Linked DNA regions of Homo sapiens: all the other regions are linked to region 1. Evidence: chromatin contacts called from ENCODE Hi-C or POLR2A ChIA-PET data. All regions are on one chromosome and are shown on one strand. The core of a region is the stretch at or near the end of the contact, and the rest is flanking DNA. Distances in the headings are between cores, read along the strand shown. Region 1 holds the start of ZNF678 (zinc finger protein 678). Region 2 holds the start of H2AC25 (H2A clustered histone 25). Region 3 holds the start of TRIM11 (tripartite motif containing 11). Region 4 holds the start of PSEN2 (presenilin 2). Region 5 holds the start of COQ8A (coenzyme Q8A).

The links. A loop is a pair of places that touch in the nucleus more often than their neighbours do. ChIA-PET counts read pairs that join two places held with the same protein, here RNA polymerase II (POLR2A). Pooled maps may share reads with other maps.
Region 2: a map with no recorded cell type shows a loop between it and region 1 (6-fold over the local background). The contact joins the promoter of H2AC25 here to the promoter of ZNF678 in region 1. A Hi-C loop is called at or near these places in 2 of 37 single-sample maps with no recorded cell type and 8 of 50 pooled maps. POLR2A ChIA-PET finds 5 or more read pairs at or near these places in 1 of 52 experiments (MCF 10A).
Region 3: a loop to region 1 is called in a pooled map, with 16 times the contacts of the local background. The contact joins the promoter of TRIM11 here to the promoter of ZNF678 in region 1. A Hi-C loop is called at or near these places in 2 of 37 single-sample maps with no recorded cell type and 9 of 50 pooled maps. POLR2A ChIA-PET finds 5 or more read pairs at or near these places in 2 of 52 experiments (CD8-positive, alpha-beta memory T cell and activated CD4-positive, alpha-beta T cell).
Region 4: a loop to region 1 is called in a pooled map, with 5 times the contacts of the local background. The contact joins the promoter of PSEN2 here to the promoter of ZNF678 in region 1. A Hi-C loop is called at or near these places in 7 of 50 pooled maps.
Region 5: a map of CD8-positive, alpha-beta T cell shows a loop between it and region 1 (9-fold over the local background). The contact joins the promoter of COQ8A here to the promoter of ZNF678 in region 1. A Hi-C loop is called at or near these places in 4 of 168 maps with a recorded cell type or tissue (CD8-positive, alpha-beta T cell, OCI-LY7 and naive thymus-derived CD4-positive, alpha-beta T cell), 6 of 37 single-sample maps with no recorded cell type and 17 of 50 pooled maps. POLR2A ChIA-PET finds 5 or more read pairs at or near these places in 1 of 52 experiments (endothelial cell of umbilical vein).

What each region holds. Positions count from the first base shown.
Region 1 is chr1:227,562,260-227,564,902 of GRCh38, forward strand. ZNF678 (zinc finger protein 678) reads left to right here and starts at 1,297. Exons shown (of 4, transcript NM_001367909.1): 1 at 1,297-1,465. RefSeq lists an enhancer at 1,253-1,532.
Region 2 is chr1:228,456,480-228,459,122 of GRCh38, forward strand. H2AC25 (H2A clustered histone 25) reads right to left here and starts at 1,394. Exons shown (of 1, transcript NM_033445.3): 1 at 885-1,394. The coding sequence starts at 1,338. The coding sequence ends at 946. H2BC26 (H2B clustered histone 26) reads left to right here and starts at 1,624. Exons shown (of 1, transcript NM_175055.3): 1 at 1,624-2,079. The coding sequence starts at 1,651. The coding sequence ends at 2,031. RefSeq lists enhancers at 1,517-2,103, 2,104-2,643.
Region 3 is chr1:228,405,491-228,408,133 of GRCh38, forward strand. It overlaps TRIM11 (tripartite motif containing 11), which reads right to left and starts at 1,345. Exons shown (of 6, transcript NM_145214.3): 1 at 664-1,345. The coding sequence starts at 1,071. TRIM17 (tripartite motif containing 17) reads right to left here. Exons shown (of 7, transcript NM_016102.4): 7 at 2,445-2,643. RefSeq lists silencers at 1,057-1,296, 1,357-1,446, 1,587-1,656 and enhancers at 2,007-2,056, 2,248-2,643.
Region 4 is chr1:226,869,270-226,871,912 of GRCh38, forward strand. It overlaps PSEN2 (presenilin 2), which reads left to right and starts at 1,347. Exons shown (of 13, transcript NM_000447.3): 1 at 1,347-1,380; 2 at 1,993-2,135. LOC105373119 (a long non-coding RNA gene) reads right to left here and starts at 1,281. Exons shown (of 3, transcript XR_949226.4): 1 at 1,093-1,281. RefSeq lists silencers at 1,150-1,749, 1,760-1,809.
Region 5 is chr1:226,938,986-226,941,628 of GRCh38, forward strand. It overlaps COQ8A (coenzyme Q8A), which reads left to right and starts at 1,309. Exons shown (of 15, transcript NM_020247.5): 1 at 1,309-1,414. RefSeq lists enhancers at 1-670, 405-454, 645-744 and silencers at 1,015-1,324, 1,375-1,534.

The DNA of each region.
Region 1 (2,643 bases), core at 47-2,546:
TCACTGTCTTTCTCTCCCTCCGTTTCTATGTCTCCATCCCTCTCTCTTGCTCTCCTTCAAGCTGCCTGTGTCTGTGTCTTTGTCTGTGTGTCTGTGTGTGGGTGTATGTTTGCAGGAGGGGCAGCGAGGTGTGTCTGGGTGCGTCTCAGCCCCTCTCTCCCGGGATCCAGGGTGTGTGTGTTGGGGGGAAGCTGTGGAAAGGGTGTTGAAGGAAAGTGACAATCAGCTTCCTGAAGGGCACTGACAGGCCATTATTCCTGTGGCTTGGCAAATTTTCTGTTTGAACTTATTTCTTGTTAAGGGTCCAAGTGTACTGACTATGGAGATAAGAAAAGAATAGCTCTAAGTAGCTGAAGCTCTGTGAGGTACGGAAGATTTTTCTGGCCCAGAGAGACTTGAGTATGGGATTTGAGACACATCTCCACACCCTTTCCCAGGGGCAATTGTTTAAAGGTATGTTGTTCCTAACTAGCTGTCTCATCTGGAATTTGTGATACAAAGAACAATGTATAGCCAGTCAGTGACTTCTGGATTTTAATGTAAATTTTTGATGAAAATTTTAGGAACTGCCTCTTTTCTTAAAACCCACTTGTAATGGTTACTAGTTGGAATGTATAATCAGGGCAACTTTAGTCTATGCTCTCAGGTAGGTATCCTAAACATATGCTTTTGAATATACTTTTGAAAATAGATTCTGACTTTTTTATTATGATGGGTTGACAGGGGACTGGCCTGGGACACCTGCCTGGGTGTAAATACCCCAACCATGCGCTGCCCTGCCCAGCAGAAGAGGCGGGTGGACAGCAGGCCCCCTTTGGTCAGAAACACATGCATTGCATAGCTGTTCTGGACCTGGGTCCTGCTTGCAAGGACAGTTCCACAGGCGCACCGGAATGCGCCTCCCCTTTCCACCCGCCAGCATTCCCAAGCACGCCTCGGCTTCTGACTGTTCTGTGCTTTGGGAGGAAAACTCATCTTCAGGTTTTTCTCCAACAGAAGATGATGATGACGTTGTTTAGACACTCAGGAACAGAGATTGCAGATTGGCTTAAGAGTGCGCCCTTTATTAAAGATGGTATGCATGGAAAGACATGGAACAATTTTGGAAGGATACAAAAAAAATTGCCCATTTTGTTAATAGTCTCATTCAACCCCTTTGCTGACCTCATCTCCTGTCACTCATAACCAAAGGAGGCGGGTCCTGGAGCCCTGTCCAATCAGGGACATTGACGTGGGAACTGTCCAATCAGGAGCGCAGCTTGAGAGGCGGAGGGGGTTTCCGGGATCTGGCGGGGCCTTTGTCTTGTGCTCCAGCTGGAGCTTTGGTCCCGTATTCTCGGCTATTTATCCCCAGCTGCGGGAGGCCCTGGTGACTCTGCTGCTGCAGTGTCTGGTTTCCCTGTGACCTGCAGGTACTGGGAGTTACATAGCTAAGATGCCAGGACACCCCGAAAGCCGGAAAACGGTGAGAGTTCCCGGGAGGGTGTTCCAAGATGGCGGTCCGGCCTCCCGGCGTCAGCACTAGAGTCCGCGGCCCGGAGTCCCGGCTGGCACCTGTGGGATCTGTCACCTCTGGGTAGGGGCGGGGCCAGGCCGCCGCGGGATTCTCCTCCCATCACTGCGCCGCGGCTTCCGCCCCGGCCTCTCTGGGCGGCTATGAAGCCGCAGCCCCGCGGGTCCCCCAGACTGTGTGCTTTGTCCAGAGGGGAGGGTCATCGGGGAGAAGCCAAATCGGTGTGCGAAACATGCGTGGGAAGAGCTGTTCCATGGGGCTTATCTTAGCTGTGCAGTCCATCCTTTTTCCTGTGAAAAATGGAGTCACTTTTAAAGCTTTGAAGAGTTTGAGGAAAGGGAGTTTCATGAATGGGAGAGCGCCCAGCTATGGTGTGTGGCTTGTGGGTTTATGGAGGAGGTGCTTGAAGGAAAAACTTTTTTGTAAGGTGCATGAGGAAGCAAGCCAAATTTAATAATTGACGACAGTTACAGTCACCTTATTTGGACTGTCCAGGTGGAAATTTCCTGGTTATTTAATTACTGATTAATTGGAGTTTTGTGATTGGTTGAACTTGGATTTTGTTTCTACTTAAGGCAGTCATTAACAAGAAATGCATTTGAGCTATTAATATTCTTTTTCATGTAGAAACGCAAGACACTAGAGCCACCTCAGTCTAATTGCCTGCTAATTATTTTAACACTGCACAAGAGACTGCTTTTCCCCTGCATTTTCCAAATAACATGGAAAGCAGGGTCTTAAATCCACTCCTCTGTTCTCCCAGCCTGACTCTGGCCTGCAATAAAATACTAAATTTTCAGTTTCTTTCCAAAATTCATAAAAACCACCATCACCTCTTCAGTTCACAACACTGTCAGCTATTTGTCTTTTATTGCGTACTCCAGGCACAATATTTTAATTAATCATTTTTTCACAGAACATTGGAGGGCACTCTTTGTTGTTGCTGTTGTTGTTTTGTTTGTTTTTGTTTTTTCTTTAAGAAGGAGTCTCGCTCTGTAGCCCAGGCTGTAGTGCAGTGGCGCGATCTTGGCTCACTGCAACCTCTGCCTCCCGGGTTCAAGCGATTCTCCTGCCTCAGCCTCCTGAGTAGCTGGGATTACAGACCCGCGCCACCACCCCCGGCTAATTTT
Region 2 (2,643 bases), core at 144-2,643, 890 kb after region 1:
CAGCCATTTCAGTTAATTTGCCTGGAGGTCTCCGACGCTCTTAAACCCTCCATTTTATAAGGAAAAATGTAGTTACAAACCGTTATTTTCCTAAAGTCCACATGTATCATCATTCATCTGGTTCTAACAATACTCATTTTAAATTTGCTTAACTCGCAAATTTAGTTTTCCTTTTCAAAAACAGTGTACAAATTATTTTGTTCTCCAATTTTAGCAATCAATTTAAGGGGATCTTTGATTAATGTTTGACCAACCCGAATTAAACAAACTAAATTCCTTTAAATAATTATCCTATTCCAAATTAAGTCTTCTTAAAAGGTTTATACCTTTCAGCATCTACTAATCTGGTTCCTTTTAAGTACTGAAACTTTCCTCATGACCTTTAGAATTCCCAGCCAAATAAATTAAATCTTAACACTGGTGGAGCTCACATTGTTAAAACTTAGCAATTTAAATAGAAATCCATAGACTTACTCTTCAGAATTAAAGTGCAAACTACTTAGAGATCATAAATACTTTTAATATCAGATAAATCATTAAGAAATTGCATTCTGTACTTGATGACCACACGGGAACCTTGCTAGAGTCAAGAGAACTTGTCACTAGTAATTATGAAGACACCTTTACGGTGAGCGTTATTAAAACCCTACTAGAGGTTTTGGGTGGGACTCAAGAGCAAGGGGTGGCCACCTGTGGACGAGGGTTCCCTGTTGTTAACAGAACACGTTGCCCACCTCGCAAGTATGCAGCCCAATCAGTCCCCAGGGTCTCGGTTCCCGTTGCGCCCTTCCCCATGGCCACTGCGCTCATTCATGAGCCTAGGGTGATCAGGCCTCCGGCCTATAAAGAACTGCAGGATCAGTGCGGCTCTTTTCTCGAGATAGTAGGTGGCTCTGAAAAGAGCCTTTATGTCCATCAAAGGGGCCCCGGGGGCGGCGGGCGGCCTCACTTGCCCTTGGCCTTGTGGTGGCTCTCCGTCTTCTTGGGCAGCAGTACGGCCTGGATGTTGGGCAGGACGCCACCCTGCGCGATGGTCACGCGGCCCAGCAGCTTGTTGAGCTCCTCGTCGTTGCGGATGGCCAGCTGCAGGTGGCGCGGGATGATGCGCGTCTTCTTGTTGTCGCGCGCCGCGTTGCCGGCAAGCTCCAGGATCTCGGCAGTCAAGTACTCGAGCACCGCGGCCAGATAGACCGGGGCGCCGGCGCCCACGCGCTCCGAATAGTTGCCCTTGCGGAGCAACCGGTGCACGCGGCCCACGGGGAACTGCAGCCCCGCGCGCGACGAGCGCGACTTAGCCTTGGCGCGCGCCTTGCCACCCTGCTTACCACGACCGGACATTTCCGAGTCAAGGAAAAAAGACAACGGCAACCGAAAAGCGAGACTAAAAACAAGAGGGCAGTGAAGGCCAGCGAGCCCTTATGTATGGTACAGAGGTAGGCTAGACCGCGGCGTTCGATTGGATGGCTATGGTAGCCAATCAGAAAAAGAACCTGGCACTCCTAATTTGCGTATTCCTTTCCCAGCGATGACGTAGAACAACGTTTGATCCAATCAGAAGTGAGCAAATCCTGAGCCTTCATTTGAATACAAAACGTACAAATAGAGTTACTCCGAGCGCCGCGCGTTTCTGTTTGGAGAGACTCAGCCATCATGCCAGACCCGTCCAAATCGGCTCCTGCGCCCAAGAAGGGTTCTAAAAAGGCTGTCACCAAGGCACAGAAGAAGGACGGCAAGAAGCGCAAGCGCGGCCGCAAGGAGAGCTATTCTATCTACGTGTACAAGGTGCTGAAGCAGGTGCACCCCGACACCGGCATCTCGTCCAAGGCCATGGGCATCATGAACTCCTTCGTCAATGACATCTTCGAGCGCATCGCCAGCGAGGCCTCCCGCCTGGCACACTACAACAAGCGCTCCACCATCACGTCCCGCGAAGTGCAGACGGCCGTTCGCCTGCTGCTGCCCGGCGAGCTGGCCAAGCACGCCGTGTCCGAGGGCACCAAGGCTGTCACCAAGTACACCAGCTCCAAGTGAGGCGTTCCTCGGCGTCCTGAACCCAAAGGCTCTTTTCAGAGCCACCCACACGATCAAGAAAGGGTTTCGAACACGGTGAAGGGTTATGTAACCTAATGTGTCTCCATGCACCCTAGCGGTTGCCGGGTGCGGCCGAATCTGAGCCGTGTGTGTGTGTGTGTGTGTGTGTGTGTGCGCGCGCGCGCCGGCACAGAACGAGAAAAACTGCTCGTTACAGAAATCGGGGTAGAAACTGCTCAGGTGATGTAGCTCAGTAATGTTGGGAGGCGATCAAGGACCCCCTCTCCATCCCCTCCCTCCGCGCAGAGCTATTAACTCACGACGAGATTTCTTTTTTTTTTCTTTCTTTCTTTTTTTTTTTTTTTTTTTCTAGAAGAAGTCTCGCTCTGTCTCTAGGCTGGCGTGCAGTGGCGCAATCTGGGCTCACTGCAACCTCCGCCTCCTGGGTTCAAGCGATTCTCCTGCCTCAGCCTTACGAGTAGCTGGGATTACAGGCACGCCCCACCACGCCTGGCTAATTTTTTGTATTTTTAGTAGAGACGGGGTTTCACCATGTTGGCCAGGATAGTCTCGATCTTCTGACCTGGTGATCCATCCGCCTCTGCCTCCCAA
Region 3 (2,643 bases), core at 95-2,594, 840 kb after region 1:
GAACGTGTGCCCCAGGCCCTTCAGCTCGGGTTTTATTTGGGTTTTAAGCAGCAAGACAAGGGGAGAAAAGGCAGGCTGAGCCCTGGCATCTCAGATGGCAGAGATGGCTCCCAGTACCCCACCCAGAAATGCAGGGCAGCCCTGGAGGGGAGGTTAGAGAGGAAACGACTGTGTCCCCCTCATCCTGCCCAGTCTGGGGCTTTCCCAGGACTTAAGTACTGACCTGCTAACACAGTCCCTGCAGGGAGTCCATCTAGGATCGGCCACCTCTGAGGTTCTCCCACTTTCCTCTGATTCCAGCTCCTTGCTGGCCAGGGTATGGCCACATTTTCCTTGCCCCCACTCCACCACCTTCCACCTTCCACCTTCCTCTCTTAGCCTCTATCTATGAGAGGTACGCCCCTCACCCCCGAGAGCAGGGTCTCATTGGCGGCCATGGTCCCAGCCTCAAGGGGCCTGGTTGAAACAGGCTGTGTCATGAGCCCCCACAGCCACCCTGCGCGACACCCCCCTCACAGGCCCACAGCAGGCTGCATCCTGAGCTCCCCGCCCTAGACAGAGACAGATTACTCCCGGAGCAGTCCCCCAAACCTCCCACCCGCCCAGGCCTCCCCAGTCCCCGGCTCCCCGACGCCCCTGCACGCCACCCCCGCCCAGGAGCACCTTGAGGTCTTCGGCCGCGTCCTGCAGCGGCCGCACGCGGTGCGCCCAGTGCTCCCCAGAGCGCTCGCAGGCCGCACACAGGAGGCGCAGCTCGTCGCCACAGAAGGCGGCCAGTGGCTCGCGGTGCGCGGGGCACACGCCCTGCGGGACCGGCGACGGCGGGTGCAGGCGCCGCGCCATCTCGGCCATCTTAGCAAGCGGGCGGTTGGGCCGCAGGTTCCTCTGCGGGGACAGCTCGCGGCACTCGGGGCACGCGTACGGGCCCTCGGGCTGGCCCCAGCAGCGCCGGATGCACTCGCGGCAGAAGTTGTGGCCGCAGTCGGTCATCACCGGATCCGTGAAGTAGTCGAGGCAGATGGCGCAGGTGGCCTCCTCCTGGAGGTTGGTGGACAGGTCGGGGGCGGCCATGGCGCGGACAGAGGGGAGGAAGGCGGTACTGTCCGCGGGGCGGCGGCGGGCGGCCTCGGCAGCTCGCGGGGACGCGGGGTATCCGGGTGCGGCGGCGCAGGCTCGGGCACTCCGGGGCGCGAGGCTCGGGACTCCCGGGTGCTCGGGCTCCGGGGCGCGGGGACTCCAGGGCGCAGGACTCTGGGTTTCGGTAGCGCTGGGCGCGTAGGCTCCGAGCGCTCGGGGGACGCGGGACGTAGGGATCCCGGATGCCGGCAGGAAGAGGAGCCGAGGCGGAAGCAGGAAGCGACTGGGTGGGTTTTGTGTGTTTTTTTTTTTTTTTTTTTTTTTTTTTTTTTTTTTTTGGAACAACCCGCTTTTGCCTCCGATTGGCCGCTGCCAGTCACGCGGCCCGCGGGCGGGACGGAATTGGAGAGCTTTCACTTGCTGACCTGGCGTCACCACCGCTCCGGTTCTTGTGGCCAGGTCTTTTACCCCTGCCCTGGGGAGGACTCAGGCGCAGGGGAGGGATGGGGACAGGGGGCGGGGCGCAGGGGAGGGATGGGGACAGGGGGCGGGGCGCAGGGGAGGGATGGAGCAGGGGGCAGGGCAAGGAGGGATGGGGACTCAGGGCGGGGCACACGGAAGCAACTGCAAGGACTAAGGGAGTCCGCAGCCTGGGGCATTGGAGCCCTTCGCCATACCCCTAGTGCGTCCTCACCCCCTCAGCCCGTGCTTCCCAGGGCGGGTATCCTCGGAAGGCCCGGCCCTCACAGCCTTGGCAGGCCAAGGTCAGAATGATTGGAGTTGGGGGATGGGACGGGGGCATCCCTCCAGGACCAGCTCTCCAGGAGGCCCACATTCTTTCTGCGGGAACCACTCCAAAGGGGCATGCTGTTCCAGGCAGCCCCTCGCGCAGACACTCCGGCTTTGTCGAGGTAGGAGTACGCTTACTCTGGAATTCTGCCTTGCTAGTGACTGACACAGGCTGTTAAAGTGCTTGACCCTGCAGGGGTGGGTGGGGGGTTCCTTGGAAAAGGTAAGGGCGCTGTGGAAAAGAGGCCCCTACATAAATCCTAATCTCTTTGGGATTTTGCCCCTGCTCGTGCAACTTTGGGGATCGAACGGGATGGGGGTGGGCAGCTCTGAGGCTTTTTACGGGTTCAGCCTTTCCCATTTTCCCCCATCGAAGGACCCAATAGGATGCATAGGACATTTCTATGGGCAGCCTGGGACCATCCCTGACACAGCAACCACCCCCGCTCCTCCCCACCATAGGATATTTCTACTTCTTTGACAGAGTAACCTAAACCCCTGGGGGGGCTGGGAGCCACAGATTCCTGTCATTCCAAAGTGGGGGTGGGGGCATGGCTAAAAAAAACGTGACCACGCTGTTCCTGGTGTGTAGGTATGGATTTAGAAATCGGTCCACTCAGAACGCAGGGGCTTTCAAAAGTTTCCTCTAGGAAGCATCTGTCAGTATACCCTCTTAATGTTTGACAGTTCTAATCACAATTATATTTAGAATTTGAGAAACCCCCCTGTGTGTCTAATGGCTGCCAGCGTGATGCCAGAGAACCCTGGCAGGTGGCC
Region 4 (2,643 bases), core at 97-2,596, 690 kb before region 1:
GCCTGGCCAACATGGGGAAACCCCATCTCTACTAAAAATACAAAAATTAGCCAGATGTGGTGGCACACACCTGTAACTCCAGCTACTCAGGAGGCCGAGGCAAGATAATTGCTCGAACCTGGGAGGCAGAGGTTGCAGTGAGCCAAGATTGCGGCCACTGCACTCTAGGCTGGGCAACAGAGCAAGGCTCTGTCTCAAAAAAAAAAAAAAATTGAATTACCATGCGATCCAACAATTCAACCCCTATGTATGTACCCTCCCCAAATAAAAATGGGCTCTCAAACAAATACATGTACATGCATGTTCATGGTAGCATTATTCACAAAGCCAAAAGATGCAAACAGCCCCAATGTCCATAGATGAATAAACTGTGGCATACATGATACACACACACACACGCACACACATATACATATACACACACAAACACTATTCAGTCATAAAAAGGAATAAAGTCTGTTACATGCTACCTGAGGATGAACCTCGAAAACATGCTAAGTGAAAGACACAAAAGTCCACACACTGTGATTCCGTTTATATGAAGTATCTAAAGTAAGTAAATATAGAGACAGAAGTAGACTGGTAATTGCCAGGGGCTGGGGGGGAAGAGGGCATTGGGAAGAAACTTCTCAATGGGTATGGGGTTTTTCTTTCGGAATGAGGAAAATGTTTTGGAACTAGACAGAGGTGGTGGTTGCACAGCATTGTGAATTCACTAAATGCCACTGAAATGCCCACTTTAAAATGGTAAATTTTATGTTATGTGAATTTCACCTTAAGTTAAAAAAAAAAAAGTAAAACTACTCAGACAACGCCAAATTATTGACAATCTCAACCTACCCCACAGACCCCAAATCCTGGAACCACAACCCCCTAGGCCAATTCTCAGGTCAGGCAGCAATTTATTCCTGTTCAATTTTATGCAGAGCTCCTGGTGGCTCTGAAGCGCCCTAGGGAACAGACCAGGAACATTCTCATGGTGTTAGCTCACATTGGGCCATTAGTGCTCCTTTAATGTGAGAACAACCGGGAGGAGGAGGGGATGTGGACCCAAAACTACAAGAAAGAGTGTCCTCGAAGCCTATGTCCTACCGCCCCACGCTGCTGCCAGGCCCGCAGGAAGATGACAGGCCCGGCCTCCACTCCTTCTAAGGTCGTCGCTTAGTTCCGACGTCGGGATGACCCTGTCATCCACGCGGCGTGAAGGCCACCCTCCCCGCGCGCCCGGGACTCCAGGTGGGGCCCCAGTGGACGAGGGAACGCGGCGTCGCCCACCGGGCGTGGCCTGGGCGGGCGTGGGGCGGGGCCTGGGCCGGCGCCGGGTCCGGCCGGGCGCTCAGCCAGCTGCGTAAACTCCGCTGGAGCGCGGCGGCAGAGCAGGTGAGCGGGCGGTGCCGGGGGGTGCCCAGGCCAGGGCCCTGTCGCCTGCGGCGCTGAGGGCCCGGGGTGGGGCTGCGCCCTGAGGGCCCTGCCCTGCCCTCCGCACGCCTCTGGCCACGGTCCCTTCCCCGGCTGTGGGTCTGCGGCCCCTGCGTGCGCAGCGCTCCTGGCCTCTGCGGCCAGCGCGGGGGCGGAGAGAGGAGAGTGCCCGGCAGGCGGCGGCTGGGCCGGCCCGGAACTGGGTCGTGGAAGGATCGCGGGGAGCGGCCCTCAGGCCTTCGGCCTCACTGCGTCCCCACTTCCCTGCGCCCGCCTGCCGCCGAGCCCCGGCTGGGGGTGGGCGCGGCGCGAGCGGTTAAAGGGCCGGTGCATTTAAAGGAGCGGTGCACGTGGGTCTCTGAGGCGTGTAGCAGGCGGGGGCGTTTTGTTCTTCTTCTCTCTCGCCGGAGACCTCCGTTGCGCCGAGTCCATTCGGCCTCTAGCACCGGGTCCTGGGCATGCTTTCCCCGGGAAGGAGGCGCGCGGGGGCTCTGCCCGCACGTGAGGGGCAGGGCCGCAGGCTCAAGCCTAGAGCCGGTTTCTGTTAGCAGCGGTGTTTGGCTGTTTTATCAGGCATTTCCAGCAGTGAGGAGACAGCCAGAAGCAAGCTTTTGGAGCTGAAGGAACCTGAGACAGAAGCTAGTCCCCCCTCTGAATTTTACTGATGAAGAAACTGAGGCCACAGAGCTAAAGTGACTTTTCCCAAGGTCGCCCAGGTACGATATAGCAGAGCCAGGCTTCGACCCCAGTGTCCTGGCTTCTAGATCTGCTGTCCATCCCTCCGAGCAGACCTCACCCCTGTTTATTGCCTTAATAAGTATTCCCTTTGAAAGGTATGAACGGTGTTGAGTGAAGTAACTGCATCCCTATTTACAAATGGAGAACCTGAGAGCATTCCATAGAGACGATTGTAGACTAACTTAACTCAGAAGCGACAGCCTGGGGTTGCCAAGGCTGTCTACGAAGTAACTTGATTAGGACCGACCCCAGCTTCCAGTAAGGAAGCCTCTGATGCCTCTGTAGCCAATTCTGCAGACACCTGAGCCTCCAAGGCCTTCAGCCAAGACCTTTGGCGGTAATTGGAGTCTCGGGATAAGCTGCTTCAGGTGTGTGAGCCTCAGGTTCTTCTCTCCTGAATGTGGTTGTGGGCAGCCGGTGACTGGCGCAGGTGCAGAAGGGGCCTGGTTCTTGGCCCCACCTCAGAGCTGCGTCCTCACGACGCCC
Region 5 (2,643 bases), core at 59-2,558, 620 kb before region 1:
GCCACATGTTGCGATAAAGGGAGCAGGTAGGGCAACAGTTATGTATTTGGCGCTCAGTAAATCGGCACTTTACACAAGATAAGGTGAACATAGAGTGGAGATACTTCACCTTTAATCTGTAGCTATCTGCTTAGGAACAAAAGGAAAGGCAGTTGCATGACTCAGCTTTCAGTTTAATTTTTTTTCCTTTTGGCAGAGTGAATTTTCGTTTCACAATACCAAAAAAAAAAAAAAAAAAAAAGCGGGGGGAGGCTCAGAATAAGGAACAATCCTTTGGCTTGAGTATTTCATTTCATGAAAAACTAAATTGTTATTTCTTTTTTCCACAAGAACGATTAACAGAGCTGCAGACCAGTGTTTGGGGTCATCTGAGTGGAAATTGTCGAGCCGACTTTGGCTCATACGTTCCTTTTCTCGTTAAGGAGGGAGTGACGGGGCAAATCTGCGTGCTGCTGGTGGCGGTGCCTCCCAGGGCTGCTCGGCGGGGACGCCGAGGGCTGCACCCGAGCTCCATCCCGTGTTGGCTGCGCGCCCTCCAAAACCCCGGCTGTCAGCGACTGCGGGCACCTGCACGCCGACGAGACCGGCGGGCGGACAGCGACTCCGGTGAGGGTACTATCTCTCTACCCTCGGGGCGCGGGTGGCAGAGGCTTCCTGTTTTGAGGATGGCGCCACACAAAACAAGCATCCTTAGCCTGAAGGGCCCCGGCCGAAGGGCCGGAAGTGGAAGTGCGCGGCCTTGCCCGCCGCGTTTCCCCTCCTCGGAGTGCTTTTTGTGGACCCTGGGCAAGGGGCTCTTGCTACATAGAGAGGAGCAAAGAACAGGCATCGCCCGGTCCTTAAAGCGGCGGCACCCTCCACGCCCCGCAGTCGCGTCTGCTTGGTCCACAGCCTCCCCTCCCAGGCCCGCGCAGAGGCCCAGCAAGCACCAGTCTGGAGGCAACAAGCACGCAGGGGTGCCTTTGCGGCCACGCACACTGCATCGCAGTGAAAAAGGCTCCCGTTCTCAAGGCGCATGCGCGCAGGCCAGCAACTCCAAAGCCAGGCCTCCAGCCCCGGTTTGCTAGAGAGAAAGGTAGCCGGGAGGTGGGGAAAAGGAGAACAGGAGGGCCCTGTCCGCTAAGGTAGCCTCCCATTGGCTCCTCTTGCTCCGCTCTCGGTCGCGATTGGCTACGGGCCGGGAGCACGGGCCGAGCACGCTCCCACGCGCAGAGCGGCATTCGGCAGGCGGACGGCGGTGCAGCCAATGGGAGCGGCCCGCGGGGCGGGGCTTGTGAGCTGGGGCTCCCCCGGAGCGGGCGAGTTGGTAAACAGATCCGGAGCGCGTGGCGGGCGTCAGCGCGGTGGCCAGCGCGCAGAGGCGGGCGCGGAGGCGGCTAGAAGGTGACCGCGGATCCCAGCTTCCTGCAGCCAGGTAAGGCTGCCACCCGCCGGCCCGCCGCGTGCCCAGGCGCCGTCTGGCTGCGGCCAGAGCTGGGGTCAACACCCACCTCAGCCCTTCTTGCATTCTCTTCATGTGACAGCGCAGCTTCCCCGCGAGTTTCGCTGGCCGCGAGCCTCAGGTCCGGACGCAGTGGGGGCGCCTCAGTTGCAGGGTGGGTCCTCTGCAGCCGTCTCACGTCCCTGGGTCCACCTCAGCCCCTCGTTCCTGCTTCGGGGAGGAGACGAGGGCCACGTGCAGAGCCTTGGGTCCCTGGAACACGCCCGCTGCTTGCCCGACCGCCTTCCCGCTGCCGAATGCCCGTTGCCCATGCCCTTTGGTCGCCAATACAGCTTTGATGCTTCGCTTTCTAATAATGTTGTTCTTCACTCCCAGACCCCCTTGCACTGTGTGTCTGGGGCTCTAGGCTCGTTGCCGCTGGCTGCAGGTTTGGGTGAGAACTTTGACTTCCTTGGCTGGAGCCAGCTGTTGGGCTTCGCAGGTGGGAATTTTGTGTGAACTTGGGACAGGGGATCCTTTTTGATCCTTTCTTCCTTTCGCTTTTCTTTGGCCTTTCCTCTTCTCCAAACTCTGGGGGGTCTTGTGAGTGGTTTGGGCTTACTCCCCTAAACTCGAACCTTTCCGAGGCTCATTCTCACCCATTGCACAGAGGTAACAGCCCCTCTGCCAAACCCTCTTTGGGCGATGGGGAGTGCTGCAGGGGCAGGTTTGGGTGTTGGGACTCCCCATTTGGGTGAGAGATGTCAGGTTCCTGAAGGGTGAGAGGCTTGTGTGCAGTCTTCCAGCCTGAGTCGGGCCTACAGCCTGTTGAAAAACTTGTGCACGTTCACTTGGGCCTTGGATCTACGTGACAGGATTGAGTAGCTGGTCATGCCAGGCCTACCTGATTGCCAAAGGATTTGAACATTCCTTGATGCCAGCCTGCCAGTTGTCACGCTGTGGATGGGTAGGTCATCCTGGCAGGAGGGCTCTTGGGAGACTCTTCTTTTGGAGGAAGGCCTTTCTCCCGAGGAGAGACAAAAGGGGAGCTACAGGAGCAGCATCTGTAAGACTCAGGCGGCTGGGTGCGGTGGCTCACGCCTGTAATCCCAGCACTTTGGGAGTCCGAGGCGGGTGGATCACCGTAGGTCAGGAGTTCGAGACCAGCCTGGCCAAAATGGTGAAACCCCGTCTCTACCGAAAAAAAAAAAATACGAAAATTA